Regions from separate parts of the Homo sapiens genome. Here region 2 is linked to region 1. Evidence: chromatin loops called from intact Hi-C (ENCODE). Cell type or tissue: IMR-90. All regions are shown on one strand. Links, peaks and the distances in the headings refer to the core of each region. The heading gives the core; the rest is flanking DNA. Region 1 has its middle 19 kb from the start of SNORD11. Region 2 has its middle 16 kb from the start of BMPR2.

Region 1 (8,815 bases), core at 423-8,422:
CCTGTAATCCCAGCACTTTGGGAGGTCAACACAGGTGTATTGCTTGAGCTCAGGAGTTTGAGACCAGCCTGGGTAACATGGTGAAACTGTCTCTACAAAAAATAGAAAAATTAGCCAGGCTTGGTGGTTTCTGCCTGTAGTCCCAGCTACCAGGGAGTCTGAGGTGGGAGGCTCACTTGAGCCCGGGAAGCAGAGGTGAGCTCGTGCCACACACTCCAGCCTGGGTAACAGTGCCAGACCCTGTCTCAAAAGGAAAAAAATATATAAAAATGTAACAATACAGAAAGAAATGAAAAGCAAACATCTTCACATCTTCCTCCCCATTCTCTGATCCCCAAATCTCTAATCCCTTGCCCCAAAGGTGGGAACTTGTTAATAGCTTTTGTCTGTTTGTTTTGTTTTAAGACAGGGCAACTCCTGTTGCCCAGACTGGAGTGCAGTGGTGCGATCACGGCTCATTGCAGCCTCGACTTCTGAAGCTCAAGTGATCCTCCCACCTCAACCTCCCGAGTAGCTGGGACTACAGGAGTGAGCCATCATGCCCAGCTAATTTTCTGCATTTTTAGTAGAGACAGTGTTTCACCATTTTGGCCAGGCTGGTCTTGAACTCCTGGGCTAAAGTACTCTGTCTGCCTTGGCCTCCCAAAGTCCTGAGGTTATAGGTGTGAACCAGCCTGATAGCTTCTTGTATATGGAACAAGAAGGGGAAGAAAAAAAGAAAAACATACATATCCTTTCAAAAATTTTACACAGATGGTTTCACACTGTTCTGCATTTTGCTTTTCCCACTAAATAGTCTATCCAGGAAATATTTTTGCATTTTAATTGCTGAATTTTTTGGAAATAGAATTATTTACTAGCCCCATTTATCAGATTTATATATACATACATACATATATATATATATACAATAGTATAAAGAACATTCTTGTACCTATATCTTAGTGACTTTTATGACTAGATTCCTATACTAAACTAGCAGTATAATCGCCTGGTTAGCATTTTTACTCTAGCTATTAGCAAAATATCCTTCCAAAAGCTTCCACAAATTTATACTCTCACCTACAATGTATGTCTGTTTCCCTACACTCTGGCCAACACTGGGTATTATTATTACTTAATTTTGGTAATTTGGTAAAGTTGTTCTTATGTTTATTGATGATCTGTATACCTTTTTTCCTTTCTATTTCAGAGACAGACTTGCTCTGTCGTCCAAGCTGGAGTACAGTGGCGCTATCATAGCTCACTGTAGCCTCAATCTCCTGGACTCAAGGGGGTCCTCCTGCCTTAGCCTCCTGAGTAGCTGGGACTACAGGTGTGTTCCACCACACCTGGCCTGTATACCTTTTCTTCTTCTTCTTTTTTTTTTTGAGACGGAGTTTTGCTCTTATTGCCCAGGCTAGAGTGCAGTGGCTCAACCTCGGCTCACTGTAACCTCTGCCTCCCGGGTTCAGGCGATTCTCCTGCCTCAGCCTCCCAAGTAGCTGGGATTACAGGCGTCTGCCACCACATCCAGCTAATTTTTTGTATTTTTAGTAGAGACGGGGTTTCACCATGTTGGCCAGGCTGGTCTTGAACTCCTGACCTCAGGTGATCCACCCACCTCAGCCTCCCAAAGTGCTGGGATTACAGGCATGAGCCACTGTGCTCAGCCCTACCTTTTCTTCTTGAGCTGCCTGCTATTTGTAATTTTCATTTTTTCTTATTACCTTGTTTAATCCCTTTACATACTAAAGAAAGTATCTGTTATATTTTGACTATTTTACAGTATTTTTGCCATACAAGAGTAATGTGGTCAATTTTATCAATTTATTTTTATTTTCTGAATTTCATGTTATATTTTAGAAAGAACTTACTCATCCCATAATTATAAATTGATCTCTCTCTTTTAAGGCCTAAACAGTTTAATTCTTTGTTTATTAAAGTAGATTTGTTCTTTTTGCTTTGTTTAGTTTGGTTTTAGGTTTTTGTTTTGCTATGTTAATTCCAAAGGTCAAAAAAACAATGAAAAAGAAAAATATTTTTGACTGTATCACAGGAAGATATATTTGATTCAGCAATGAATTCAATTGTTTAAAACTATGTGGGCCAACATTTTGTGCAGCAAATAAAATATTTTTACACCCAAATGTGGACCAAAGGCAGACAGTTTACAATCTCTGATCTATGAGCTCAAGAATACTAATTTCCCTCCTCACTTTTGAAAATGTGACTGTTGAAAACATTTCCTCAGGCTGGGCGCAATGGCTCATGCCTGTAATCCCCACCCTTTGAGAGGATCGCTTGAACCCAGGAGTTTGAGACTAGCTTGGGCCACATAGGGAGATCCCATCTCCACAAAAAAATATAAAAATTAGCTGGGCGTGGTGCTGCACACCTGTGGTCCCAGCTACTGGGGAGGCTGAGGTGGGAGGATCATTTGAGACTGGGAGGTTGAGACTAAAGCGAGTCGAGATCGCGCCACTGTACTCCAGCCTGAGAAACAGAAGGAGAGACCCTGTCTCAAAAAAAAAAAGGCCAGGCGCAGTGGCTCACACACACCTGTAATCCCGGCACTTTGGGAGGCCAAGGTGGGTGAATTGCTTGAGCCCAGAAGTTTGAGACCAGCCTGGGCAACATGGCAAAATTCCATCTCAACAAAAAATACAAAAATTAGCTGGGCATGGTGGCGTGTGCATGTAGTCCCAGCAACTAGGGAGTCTGAGGTAGGAGGGTCACTTGAGCCAGGGGAAATTGAGGCTGCAGTGAGCCATGATTGTGCCACTGCACTCCAGCAAAAAAAAACACAAACAAACCAAACAAAACAAAACAACTTTTTTTTTCCTCTAAGATTTTCTTTTTTTTTCTTTCTTTTTTTTTTTTTGAGACGGAGTCTTGCTCTGTCGCCCAGGCTGGAGTGCAGTGGCGTGATCTCGGCTCACTGCAAGCTCTGCCTCCTGAGTTCATGCCATTCTCCTGCCTCAGCCTCCCGAGTAGCTGGGATTACAGGTGCCCGCCACCATGCCCAGCTAATTTTTTGTATTTTTAGTAGAGACGAGGTTTCACCATGTTAGCCAGGATGGTCTCGATCTCCTGACCTCGTAATCCACCTGCCTTGGCCTCCCAAAGTGCTGGGATTACAGGCGTGAGCCACCACACCCCACCTAAGATTTTCATTTTAGAGGAAACAAAGCAAAATGTCTATTAGGTTGTACCACATGGAATGATTTTTATAGGTCAAAACCAGTCAAATATTGGCAGTTTCATGTGGTTCAACCTAATATAATTGCCTAAACGTTACAAAAGTTTATTCTTTGTCTATGAAGTCCAAAACAGATGTTCTTCATCTGTCGGTAGCTGTCCTTAACAGTACTGGTGATTCAGCATCCCAGGTTTCTTCTATCTTGTAACTTCTCTATCTTTAACAAATGACTTCCAAGGTCATGATATCTGCCACACTGAGACAGAATGGGGGATAAGGCATTGAGGAGTGTACTGGGGGAGTTTTATGGAACAGGCCCCCTAGTGATGTAATCGCTGCCACCCACAACCCTTTCGTTGGATAGAGCTCATCCCATGGCCATACCTAACTGCAAGAAAGGCTGAGGAATATTCTAGCTAGCTGTGTGCACAAAATTAAGAGAAAATGAGGCTGGTACATTCTTGCATCTTATTTTTTTATGTAGAATAAATTTCGAGGAATAATAATACAATATATTTGATCAGTTTACAAGGAATTTGTGTTTTTGAGTCAGAGTCTCACTCTGTTGCCCAGGCTGGAGTGCAGTGGCGCCATCTCGGCTCACTGCAACCCCTGCCTCCCAGGTTCAAGCGATTCTCCTGCCTCAGCCTCTTGAGTAGCTGGGATTACAGGGCTGTGCCACCACACCTGGCTGATTTTTGTATTTTTAGTAGAGACAGAGTTTCACCATGTTGGCCAGGCTGGTTTTGAACTCCTGACCTCAAGTGATCCACTCGCCTCGGCCTCGTAGAGTGCTGGGATTACAGGCATGAGCCACTGCGCTTGGCCTGTGCATTTTTTAAATCTGAGTTTCTAAGAGCTCTACAAGATAAACAAAAAATTATTACCATTTTATAGCTGCAGAAACTGAGACCGAAAAGGCAAGGTTGACTTGTCTAAGGACATGAACTAGTAAGTAGTGAAATCAGCTTATAACAGCAAGCATATTTTAAATAGTGCCATTTGGCTTATGCAGCACTTTCACGTATATTTTCTCTGACCAGTAGTGCAGGGCTCTTCCCATCCTGACAGTCGGCTTGTGGCCTCTCCATCATGCCCAGCTGGTTATTAGCATGTTGCTGGCCCAGCAGATTTTAGGCTACAAATAGATGTATTTGTTGTCTGACTGATTCTTTTCCTGGAGTCAGGCACATTTACCCTTGCTAGAAACCAAGCCCTCCCTGCTTCCTGGCTCAGGTTAAGAGGCAGTTTTATGAGGCCCTGAGAAGGCACATGGCTACCTCCTTACACTTGTGTGGCACAGAAGAGCTCTCCAGGTGAGTACTAAATTGCCAAAGCTTAAAGGATGTGGAAGGGCAATTTTGGGGTGGGGAGACGGGGTTACAAGGGGATGCAGCTGTAGTCCCAACTCTATTACCTGCCAAGGGGTGGGGCTTTGCTGCTTTTTTGTTTTTTGTTTTCCAGAGACAGGGTTTTGCTAGGTTGCCCAGGCTAGACCCGAACCCCTGGGCGTAAGTGACCCTCCTACCTCACCCTCCTGAGCAGCTGAAACTATAGGCAAGTACCACGCCACTCAGCTCTTTCGGCTGTTTTCTATTTTCTTCAAATGTGTAGTATTTGGTGGTTAGTAGAGAAAGGGAGAGGAATGATTTCTGTTTCATAAACTCAAATTCAACTTCACAGCTTCTGTGTTCCTAATTTCCATAATTCTCATCTTCTATGGCAATCTCTAACTGCTGCTTCCCCACATTCCCCCCTCCTCAGTCATTTATTTAAATGAGAACATGCCTTCTTCATCAGGAGCGTTTGAGGTCTGAGGTTCACTTTGTGAATTCTCTGAGGTCATCAGCTACTGCATCTTTTTCTTTTGAGCTTTCCCTGCTCACAAGTGCCTGGCCCATAGTGGGTGTCCCAAATACTTGCTGGCAAGAACTTTGCAAGGATCTTGGAAGTTTTCAGAGAGAAAGAACTCAGAATTAAAGCAAAATAAATAGCATGTTTCTGCTTTAAAAAATAAGACTTTATGATCATTTCAAGCATTCAGGAATAAAAAGGGAGAAAATAGTATGATGATCATTCATATACCCCCACAACATATTTCAACAACTATTAACATTTTGCTGTATTTGCTTCATCTATTTATATTCATAATCTCTGCCGAAGCACTGCAAAACAAATTATAGACATCAGGATACTTCCTCCCAGCAGCTTGCATCTTTAAAAACTAAGGACAGACCGGGCGCGGTGGCTCATGCCTGTAATCCCAGCACTTTGGGAGGCCACGGTGGGTGGATTACCTGAGGTCGGAAGTTCAAGACCAGCCTGACCAACATGGAGAAACCCCGTCTCTACTAAAAAATACAAAATTAACTGGGCATGATGGTGGGCACCTGTAGTTCCAGCTACTCAGGAGGCTGAGGCAGGAGAATCGCTTGAAGCCGGGAGACGAAGGTTGTGGAGAGCTGAGATGGCGTCATTGCACTCCAGCCTGGGTAACAAAAGTGAAACTCCATCTCAAACAAAACAAAACAAAACAAAACCTAAGGACAGCCGCCGCAGTGGCTCACGCCTGTAATCCCAGCACTTTGGGAGGCCGAGGAGGGCGGATCACGAGGTCAGGAGTTTGAGACCAGCCTGACCAACATGGTGAAAACCCATCACTAGTAAAAATACAAAAATTAGGGCATGGTGGCGCACACCTGTAATCCCAGCTACTCAGGAGGCTGAGGTTGCAGTGAGCCAAGGTCGCACCACTGCACTCTAGCCTGGGCGACAGAGTGAGACTCCATCTCAAAAAAAAAAACAAAAAGAAAACTAAGGACATTATCCTACATGACCCTAGCAGCCTAATCACATCTAAAGGTAATTATAGTTCACTAAAGTCATGTAATATCCAGTTTATATTAGAACTTCCCTAACTGTTCCCAGAACATCTTTTATGTCTTTCATGTTTTGAAATCAGGTTTGAAATCAAGGTTTATACATCGCATTTGACCCTTTAAGTTCCTTTTAATCCAAAACAGTGGTCAGAAAATTTTTCCAGTAAAGGACTAGATAGTAAATATTTCAGGCTTTGCAGGCCATTGTCCTTTTTAACACATAATTGTGCTGTTGGAGCATATAGCCATAAACAGTACGGACACAGACAGAGCTTAAAGGAATGGGCATGGCTGTGTTCCAATAAAACTTTACTTGCAAAAACAGGCTATGGGCTGGATTTGAACCTCAGGCTGTCCTTTGCCCACCTCTGATCTAAACAGCCCCTCTTCCTCATACCCATGTTTAAGAATAATTTTTTTAAGAATTATATATATATTTTATATATTTTTTGAGACGGAGTCTCGCTCTGTCGCCCAGGCTGGAGTACAGTGGCATGATCTTGGCTCACTGCAAGCTCCGCCTCCCAGGTTCACGCCATTCTCCTGCCTCAGCCTCCCGAGTAGCTGGGACTACAGGCGCCCGCCACCACGCCCGGCTAATTTTTTGTATTTTTAGTAGAGACGAGGTTTCACCGTGTTAGCCAGGATGGTCTCGATCTCCTGACCTCGTGATCTGCCAGCCTCAGCCTCCCAAAGTGCTGGGATTACAGGCGTGAGCCACCGCTCCCGACTTAAGAATAATTTTTTAAAAATAGTTCTTTAATCTAAGCAATCCATACACATAGTTTAGAGACTGAGACGACTGCTACTAAGATATAATGAAACGAGTAGTCCCTTATCCCCCATGCCACCGTTAATTCTCAGGATGTAATTCCTAAGAAGCAATCACGATGTAATTCCTAAGAAGCAATCACGATGAAATCCCCGCACCATTTATTTATTTTTATTATTTATTATTATTTTTAAAGACAGGGTCTTCCCTTTTCACCCAGGATAGAGTGCAGTGGCGCAGTCTCAGCTCACTGCAGCCTCGAACTTCCTGGTCTCAGGTGATCCTCCCACCTCAGCCTTCCAAGTAGCTGGGACTACAGACGCACACTACAATGGCTGGTTAACTTTCTTTTTTTTTTTTTTTTTTAACAGAAAGGGTTTTGCCATGTTGCCCAGGCTGGTTTGGAGCTCCTGGTCTCCAGTGATCTGCCCACCTTGGCCTCCCAAAGTGCTGGGATTGCAGGCATGAGCCAATAGGCCTGCCCCTCTCCCGCATTTTTTTTTTTTTTTTTTGAGATGGGAGTCTCACTGTGCCCAGGCTGGAGTGCAGTGGTGTGATCTCGGCTCACTGCAACCTTCGCTTCCCGGGTTCAAGCAATTCTCCTGCCTCAGCCTCCCAAGTAGCTGGGATTATAGGCGTGTGCCACAATGCCCGGCTAATTTTTGTATTTTTAGTAGAGACAGGGTTTTGCCATGTTGGCCAGGCTGGTCTTGAACTCCTGACCCCAAGTGATCCACCCGCCTCCGCCTCCCAAAATGTTGGGATTACAGGCGTTAGCCACCTCGCCTGGCTCTTTCCCCTACGTTCTTAATTATTCGACTTTAACGTTGCACATTTTGGATCTGATTGTTTCCTATGATGCTTTTTCTGTAAACTGAAACCTAAAAGACCAACGCTGAATTAAATGTGTAAACTTTCAATAAAAGAAATTGCTTTCGGCCGGGCGCCGTGGCTCATGCCTGTAATCCCAGCACTTTGGGAGGCTGAGGTGGGCGGATCACCTAAGGTCGGGAGTTCGAGATCAGCCTGACCAACATGGAGAAACCCCGTCTCTACTGAAAATACAAAATTAGCCAGGCATAGTGGCACATGCCTGTAATCCCAGCTACTAGGGAGGCTGAGGCAGGAGAATCGCTTGAACCTGGGAGGCAGAGGTTGCAGTGAGCCGAGATCGTGCCATTGCACTCCAGCCTGGGTAACAAGAGTGAAACTCCATCTCAAAAAAAAACAAAAACAAAAACAAAAACATTGCTGTCTAAAAGAAAAGAGCAGGCCTAATGTCTTTGGAATACGCCAGCACACTGGGTGCATGTATAAAGGTCTCTGGGTCTGAGTCTTCATTGTATATAGGTGATTTCCTGGATTCCTTTTAACTCTAAAATCTCCTATTGCCCTGACAACAGATCAAATTTTTGACGAATGTGATGTCATGCTCCTTGCTGTCTCATTTACAGCCATTAGCTCTTAAGTATTGTGACACTTTGAGTAATCAAGGGCTGTAGTTTTTATGAGAGTTTGTTCAGCTTTGGTTACTTTTATATAGGATACATTCATAGCTATCCTAATAACAGTTTACCTTCCAACTTTGAAGGCTGCATTTGCTGCTATGACATAGGAGTTGGTATGCAAATGGATGTCTTGACCAGCTGAAATACTAGGGGCCCTTTGTCTCAACACTGTAGGCCAGGAATTTCCAGGCAGCCACTTCCAAAGCTACTGCTTGGTGCCTTGCCAGGTTTGGGGGCTTGGTTTAAATCAAAGTAGCAGATACCAGCCTCGGGTCCCCAGGCTTCGTGAGAAACCTCTAGTGAGCTGCTATTCCAACCTATCTCCACAGGGGTAGCAAGCACAACTCACTGCTAGACTCAAACTATTTTTTCCAATGACAAGATTCCAATTATCTTCAGGCTACTAAAATGTTCCAAAAGCTGGGCGCAGTGGCTTTTGCATATAGTCCCAGCTACTCCAGAGGTTGAGGTAGGA
Region 2 (8,815 bases), core at 221-8,220, 49 kb before region 1:
TGTATACCTGTGGTCCCAGCTACTCAGGAGGCTAAGGTGGGAGGATCACTTGAGCCCAGGAGGTCGAGGCTGCAGTGAGCCATGATCATGCTACTGCACTCCAGCCTAGGCAACAGAGCAAGACCCTGTCTCAAAAAAAAAAAAAAAAAATTACTCTAAGAATAGCCATGAAATTTATTCATGGCTCTCCTAAGGAAATCCTAAGGAAATACTCAGAAAGGCAGATAAAAGTGTCTATCACAGCATTGTTTATATATAGTACTAAAAATTGGAATTAATTTAAATATCTAACAATAAAAGAACAGCTGGTAAACCATGAAATATAAATAGCTTTAAATATTATAGAGCTATTAAAATGGTATTTATAGAAAATAATGTCATGGGGACATGCCCATGATATAGTATTAAATTGGAAAACCAGAATGTTAAATGTAAGTAATACATTATCCCAGCTGTATGTGTGTACAATTCTCTATAAACATATACTTAGAAAATTCTGGAAAAATATAAATCAGGCAGGAGAATCGCTTGAACCCAGGAGGTGGAGGTTGCAGTGAGCTGAGTTCGTGCCACTGCACTCCAGCCTGGGAAACAAGAGTGAAACTCTGTCTCAAAAAAAAATTGTTTTACGTTTTTTAAAAAAAAATCATGATTCTGCCTCAAAAAAAAAAAGCCAGCCAATTGAAGACACAAAACAAGGCAAATATTTGATCCTGTGTAGGCTTATATTTCTATCGTCAGGATTAGAAAAAATCATAATGAATATGAATAATATGTACTGCACATTCTATAAACCTTTGATACCTTTTCAATACTTTTTCCAGGTCTTAAGCATGTCTACATTTTTCTTACTTAGCAGGTAAGACTGTTGCATAAGCGTATGAAATAAACTGAAGTCAATAAACAAGACCTTTATGGCTGGGCGCAGTGGCTCACACCTGTAATCCCAGCACTTTGGGAGGCTGAGGCGGGCAGATCACCTGAGGTCAGGAGTTCCAGACCAGCCTGACCAACGTGGAGAAACTCCATCTCCACTAAAAATACAAAATTAGCCAGGCGTGGTGGCTCATGCCTGTAATTCCAGCTATTCAGGAGGCTGAGGCAGGAGAATCACTTGAACCCGGGAGGCAGAAGTTTCAGTGAGCTGAGATCAGGCCATTGCACTCCAGCCTGTGCAACAAGAGCTAAACTCCATCTCAAAAAAAAAAAAAAAAAAAAAAAAAGGAAACAAGACCTTATTATGGCCTTGCTTCCTAGTTTTTCTGGCTTTTGATAATATTTATCTGGCCCTTCACAGTGACCTCCAAATAACTGCACTGGACTATCTGCTTGCAGAAATTACACAAATAATTTCAAGAGCAGGATTTGTGTAATAATGAAGCTACTGTAATACTCACTCTCACAGCCTTCACCCCATGTAAGATAAGTACATATTCATCCTTTTGGAGGCCCCTGAAACACAGAAATACCCATGTCAAAACTTACTTTCTTCTTTCTTAATCTAGAATTTCTCTAGTTAAAACTGATTAGATAATTAGAGCTGAATTGTGATGGTTTTATTTTCCAAATACAAAACTAATCATGATTTAAAATTTGAACCTCTTCCACTTGAATGTATTCCTTTTCCCTTAAAATAAAAGACTGATTTTAAAACCCATGTTGCAGTAGGAAATCACATCATACAACAAATTTAGGATAAAACCTTTGTCTGGGTTTGGTCTCAACTTTTTCAAAAAAGCAAGATAAACTTCCACACTTTTTTATAGAGAAAAATACAAGTTTCAACTATAAAAATAGTGATTAGGCTGGGAATGGTGCTCACGCCTCTAATCCCAGCACTTTGGGAGGCCAGGCGGTAGATCTCTTGAGCCTAGGAGTTCGAGACCAGCCTAGGTAACATGGGGAAACCTGTCTCTACAAAAAAAAAAAAGTTAGCAGGGTGTGGTGGCATGTGCCTGTAGTCCTAGCTACTTGGGAGGTTGAGGTGGGAGGATTGCTTGAACCTGGGAGGTAGAGATTGTAGTGACCCCAGACCATACCACTGCATTCCAGCCTGGGCAACGGAGTGAAACCCTGTCTCAAATAATAATAATAATAATGATTAAAAAGAAGGCTAATCATTAGCCTCCTTTTAGGCATTTTAGGGCATGTCTCTATTTAATCCAGCATGAGACTTACTGTATGTCTGGCATTTTTTGGCATTCTTTTCTTTCAGAAGCATGACTACCTTTTACTTACTGACTCGTCCTCCTAGGGGGATTTTTTCCATTATATAGTTATCAATCTAATCAGTTTTTTCAGTGTATATCTGTCAGAGACATTGGAACCAGAGCAACTCCATCTTAAATAGGGGCTGGGTGGCTAGGTGCAGTGGCTCACGCCTGTAATCCCAGCACTTTGGGAGGAGGCCGAGGCAGGCGGATCACGAGGTCAGGAGTTCGAGACCAGCCTGACCAACATGGTGAAACCCCGTCTCTACTAAAAATACGAAAATTAGCCGGTTGTGGTGGCCCGTGCCTGTAATCTCAGCTACTCAGGAGGCTGAGGCAGGAGAATCGCTTGAACCCGAGAGGCAGAGGTTGCAGTGAGCCAAGATCACACCACTGCATGCCAGCCTGGGCGACAGTGCCAGACTCCCTCTGGAAAAAAAGAAAAAAAAGGTGGGGGGCTGGGTAAAATGATGCTGAGACCTGCTGGGCTGCATTCCCAGACGGTTAAGGCATTCTAAGTCACAGGATGAGATGAGATAGAAGGTTAGCACAAGATACAGGTCATAAAGACCTTGCTGATAAAACAGGTTGCATTAAAGAAGCCAGCTAAAACCCAACAAAACCAAAATGGTGACGACAGTGACCTCTGGTAGTCCTCACTGCTATATTCCCACCAGTGCCAGGACAGTTTACAAATGCCATGGTAATGTCAGGAAGTTACCCTATATGGTGTAAAAAGGGGAAGCATGAATAATCTACCCCTTGTTTAGCATATGATCAAGAAATAGGGCCGTCGAGGTGGCTCATGCCTGTAATCCCAGCACTTTGGGAGGTCAGGGTGGGTGGATCACGTGAGGTCAAGAGTTCGAGACCAGCCTGGCCAACATGGTGAAACCCCATCTCTACTGCAAATACAAAAATTAACTGGGCGTGGATGCGGGTGCCTGTAATCTCAGCCACTCAGGAGGCTGAAGCAAGAGAATCACTTGTCACCGGGAGGCGGAGGTTGCAGTGAGCCGAAATCATGCCACTGCACCGTAGCCTGGGCGACAGAGCGAGACTCCATCTCAGAAAAATCTATAAAAGGCCGGGCGCGGTGGCTCGTGCCTGTAATCCCCGCACTTTGGGAGGCCGAGGCGGGTGGATCACGAGGTCAGGAGATCAAGACCATCCTGGCTAACATGGTGAAACCATTTCACTTTGCAGATTCGCCCTGAATTCTTTCTTGCTGGAGATCCAAGAACCCTCTCTGGGGGTCTGGATCAGAACCCCTTTCCTATAACATGTCTACCATCCAGAAACAGACACCGTACATTTATCCTTCATAAAGTGCAGAATAAAAAATGGAACTATCAGAACTGTGAGGCTTTTTTTCCCTCCTTCAAATATTACAGAATAATCTTTCCATATGCCCAAAATCAATGTCTTTAAGAAAATGCACAAAACACAAACTATTACTAGAATGGTTTCACAGCTAAGGATTACTCATATGCATTCTGTTTGCCAAATCCTTATGTAGAACATCTGTAAGACATCTTATTTTTGTCAGGGCAAAGGGAATTTTTTTCTACGCCTTTAAAGTTTCAAGTCCGCCGAAATAAACTGACAATAGATTAATAGGAGAAAAGGCAAACAGATTTATTAACATGCAAGCGTGCACAGGAGCCATACAAAATATGAAACTCAAAGAAGGGCCAGATGGCTGAAGCTTTGTAGGGGAGAGGGAGAAGGGAGATGGAGATGGGAAAAATATAGGCAATTTTGAGAGGCAGTAAATGATTTTGGGGAGAGTTGACTGGGCCCAAAGAATAGGCAATCATTTGTAAATGATTCTATTTGAAAATTGAATGGGACCTGAAGAACAGACAATGGCTTGTGACAAAGCCTGTCTAGATGAGGTGACTTTCCTCAGTCTTCCTTCCTGCTCCGTGAGTTTCATCCTCTCTGTTTTGAAATTTCAGTGATCAAAGGCAACTATGTTCCTTCTGGAGGAGCTTCAGATAAGGGAGCTTCAGAGAATTCCACCCTGGGCTTGGGGTTGGGGAGAAACAGGAGAAAGAAAGTTCTTGGTTCTGAGGCTGCTTCTAAGGCCTTTAAATTTCCTTTAGTTCAAAATGCTCAGCGTGCCAAAGCACCATATTTTGGGGTATTGTTTTCTGAGCCCCAACATTTGCTATTGTCTTGTCTTCCTGCATCCTCCTATAAGGATTTGTTTTTTCCCCTAACGATCAACTTTGGTAACAGAAAAATGAGGACGTAGAGGAAAATCTGATGGGGTGATTAGGCTAAGTAACAATTTTCTTTCTTTTTTTTTTTTTTTTGAGACAGAGTCTCGCTCTGTCACCCAGGCTGGATAGAGTGCAGTGGCGCAATCTTGGCTCACAGCAAGCTCTGCCTCCTGGGTTCACGCCATTCGCCTGCCTCAGCCTCCCAAGTAGCTGGGACTACAGGCGCCCGCCACCACGCCCAGCTAATTTTTTGTATTTTCAGTAGAGACGCGGTTTCACCGTGTTGACCAGGATGGTCTTGAACTCCTGAACTCGTGATCTGCCCGCCTCAGTCTCCCAAAGTGCTGGGATTACAGGCGTGAGCCACCGCATCCAGCCGGGGTAAGTAACAACTTTCTAGTTAAGGGGCTAGAGAACAGCATCGTGCTTCTAGTTGTCAATTACCTTGCCTATCTCAGTATAACTAAGGACAATCCTACAGAAAGCAGCCCAATTCCTTACCTTTATGAACAAAGGTCTTCATACTCTTTCCAACCTTATCCCCCTCTTTTATCTCTTATAGTCTAGATACACTGAACCTCTTAGAGCTCTCAGAATGTATCAGGCTCTTCCCCAAACTTTACCTTCTTTCTAATTAAAGAAAAAAAGAGAGTGATTCTATCATTTCCTACTGACTATTCCCTCCACCTTCAGTGCCTTTCCCTGCCCCTTCTCCAGGCTAAAGCCAGCATAATTGTCACCTCCCAACTAGCGAATGTTAAGCATTCTCCAATTCCCCAGTCAGCATTACTTGCCTTGTCCTCTATGTTCCCAAAGAGATTTGTTCACACTCTGGAGTAGTGTAACACTCCTCTCCTATGGTTTTGGTTTGGGGAGGAAAAGAATTATGGGTGACTTTAAATATTTTCTTCTTTATTCTTTTTTATATGTTTTAATGTCCTAGAATTTATTTTTAGAAACAGGGTCTCACCTGGCTGGGTGTGGTGGCTCACACCTATAATCCCAGCACTTTGGGAGGCCGAGGCTGGTGGATCACCTGAGGTCAGGAGTTCGAGACCAGCCTGGCCAAGATGGTGAAACCCCGTCTGTACTTAAAATACAAAAAAAATTACCTGGGCGTGGTGGTATGCACCTGTAATCCCAGCTACTTGGGAGGCTGAGGCAGGAGAATTGCTTGAACCCGGGAGGCAGAGGTTGCAGTGACCCGAGATCAAGCCATTGCACTCCAGCCTGGGGGCCTGGGGGAGAAGAGCGAGGCTTCGTCTCAAAGAAAAAAAAAAAAGAGGAAAAAAGAAACAGGGTCTCAACTTGTCATCCAGGCTGGAGTGCAGTGGCGTGATCATGGCTTACTGCAGCCTTGAACTTGAACTCCTGCACTCAAGAGATCTTTCTGCCTTGGCCTCCTACAGTGTTGTTTTGTTTTGTTTTGTTTTCTGAAACAGAGTCTTGCTGTCTTGCCCAGGCTAGATTGTAGTGGCGGCAATCTCGGCTCACTGCAACCTCTGCCTCCCAGGTTCAAGCAATTCTCCTGCCTCAGCCTCTCGAGTAGCTGGGATTACAGGCCCCTGCCACCACGCCCGGCTAATTTTTGCATTTTTAGTAGAGACAGGGTTTCACCATCTTGGCCAGGCTGGTCTCAAACTCCTCACCTCGTGATCCACCCGCCTCAGCCTCCCAAACTGCTGGGATTACAGGGTGAGTCACAGAGCCGGCCTGCTTTTTTTTTAGACGGAGTTTCTCTCTTGTCGCCTAGGCTGGAGTGTGATGGCGCGATCTCGGCTCACTGCAACCTCTGCCTCCCGAGTTCACGTGATTCTCCTGCCTCAGCCTTCTGAGTAGCTGGGATTACAGGCGCCCGCCACCATGTCCGGCTAATTTTTCATTTTTAGTAGAGACGGAGTTTTGCCATGTTGGTCAGGCTGGTCTCAAACTCCCGACCTCAGTTGATCTCCCGCCTCAGCCTCCCAAAGTGCTGGGATTACAGGCATGAGCCACTGCGCCTAGCCTCAGAACAAAAATTATACTCAAGGTAAGGAAATACAGAAAAAAAAATTATGTAAACTCATTGTTCATTATAAAAATCCAAATTACTTCACAGATGACACTTTATTATCAGCACTAAATCCTAACCCTAATATTTATTGAAGCCTCCAGGATATGTTAATATTCTATTTAGTACTCTGGTTTATCATACATTAGGTTTGCAATGTCTTTTTTCAAAGAATCATATTGTATCATTCTAGTAAGACTCCTCAGGCGCTTGGTGGAATAGAGAGTGTTTAAATAAGCCATTCCAGGAACCAGAATTTTGATTGTCCCTAGTGGATTCCACAAGATTAACATATTTAGCTGCAATGGGAATGCTTCCTTAGAGCAAGACTTTATGAAGACAGCAAAAATGACTAACCAAGTGTCTAAAATCTGCAGTATAAAAGAGCTCTCAGCTGGGCGCGGTGGCTCACGCTCACGCCTATAATCCTAGCACTTCGGGAGACCGAGGCGGGCAGATCACCTGAGATCAGGAGTTTGAGACCAGCCTGGCCCACATGGTGAAACCCCATCTTCACTAAAAATACAAAAATTAGCCGGGCGTGGTGGCAGACGCCTGTAATCCCAGCTACTCGGGAGGCTGAAGCAGGAGAATCACTTGAACCCAGGAGGCAGAGGTTGCAGTAAACCGAAGTCATGCCATTGCACTCCAGCCTGGGCTACAAAGCAAGACTCCGTCTCAAAAAAAAAAAAAAAAAAAAAAAAAAAAAATGCCGGGCGCGGTGGCTCACGCCTGTAATCCCAGCACATTGGGAGGCCGAGGCGGGCAGATCACGAGGTCAGGAGATTGAGACCATCCTGGCTAACACAGAGAAACCCCATCTCTACTAAAAATACAAAAACTTAGCCGGGCGTGATGGCGGGCACCTGTAGTCCCAGCTACTCGGGACACTAAGACAGCAGAATGGCGTGACCCCAGGAGGCGGAGCTTGCAGTGAGCCGAGATTGTGACACTGCACTCTAGCCTGGGCGACAGAGCGAGACTCCATCTCAAAAAAAAAAAAAAAAAAAAAAAAAAAAAAAAAAAAAAAAAGCTCTCATTTGCAGTCCACACAAACATGTCTATATGCAACATAAACAATATGCAGAAGGTTATGATATTTTGATATTTATTTTCATTTTTCTCTTCATTATAGAACGGTGAGCTGGATGTGGTGGTGCATGCCTGTAAGTTCCAGCTACTCAGGAGGCTGAGGCAGGAGGATGGATGAGCACAGGAGTTCTGGGCTGTAGTGTGTGCTATGCCGATCAGGTGTCAGCATAAGTTCCACATCAGTATGGTGACCACCTAGAAGCAGGGATCACCAGTTTACCTAAGGAGGGGTGAACCGGCCCAGGTCAGAAATGGAGCAGGTCAAAAACTCCCTGCTAGGCTGGGCGCTGTGGCTCACGCCTGTAATCCCAGTACTTTGGGAGGCCAAGGCCGGCAGATCACGAGGTCAAGAGATCGAGACCATCCTGGCCAACATGGTGAAATCTTGTCTCTACTAAAAATATAAAAATTAGCTAGGTGTGGTGGCAGGCGCCTGAAATCCCAGCTACTGGGGAGGCCGAGACAGGAGAATCGCTTGAACCCGGGAGATGGAGTTTCCGCAATGAGCTGAGATCACGCCACTGCACTCCAGCCTGGGCCACAGAGCGAGACTTCGTCTCAAAAAAAAAAAACAAAACCCTGCTGATCAGTAGTGGTATTGTGTCTGTGAATACCCATTGCACTCCAGCCTGGGCAACATAGTGAGACTCTGTCTCTAAAAATAAAAAATAAAATAAAAAAGGAAAAAGGAAAAGAACTGTGAAAGCCCTTAGCCATACATGGTTAAGTTGTGTTTTCTATTTTAATTTCTCTTCTTGTATGGTCCATTGATTATTTTCTTTCATGTGTCCTGTTCTCTTGTACCATGCAGGTCTGGCTATGGTGCAAGGTGACTTCTGAGGTCAGTTCCTTTATTACTATTTGCAAAAACAGTGATACATTGTCAACCTGTAATTTCCAAATGATTACTTCAAATAAAGATTTTATGAATTGCATTGTTGAAGAGTCTTGGGCAGTGCTCTGCAAAAGGTCCCAGTTTTACTTAGTACTGGGAAATTGTCTTCCTTCTGTTTGTTCTGTTCTGCAAGCTCTGCTCTAAGGCCAGCACCTCTTACTCAGCTGTCTTCATGTTTGATGTGATCAGTGTTTTCTGTACTGTGGTGACTGGTGAGAGATATAACTTGTATACTTTGACTTTTTCCACCTTGCACAAAAACTCCATTGTATTATCTCTGTAACGTTAGTTTAAACCTTCTTGTTTGTATCCCCACAGGGGTTTTGCTGTTAAGCCATTT

What was found. Peaks named below come from ENCODE experiments on the same cell type or tissue, not always from the same donor. Only the 100,000 strongest peaks of a DNase experiment are listed, where the experiment ranks them.
Region 2: it touches region 1 in a loop (2.4-fold over the local background); 34 of 110 quality-filtered maps call a loop at or near these places.

The regions. Positions count from the first base shown.
Region 1 is chr2:202,307,652-202,316,466 of GRCh38, reverse strand. No RefSeq gene overlaps it. Among named protein-coding and RNA genes, the nearest start is that of SNORD11, 19 kb to the right of the region's middle. RefSeq lists a silencer at 4,114-4,314. In IMR-90, for the core only: no CTCF peak of the experiment used is centred there; no DNase peak of the experiment used is centred there.
Region 2 is chr2:202,356,234-202,365,048 of GRCh38, reverse strand. It overlaps the pseudogene RN7SL40P. Among named protein-coding and RNA genes, the nearest start is that of BMPR2, 16 kb to the left of the region's middle. RefSeq lists an enhancer at 6,073-6,657. In IMR-90, for the core only: no CTCF peak of the experiment used is centred there; a DNase peak (open chromatin) is centred at 3,728.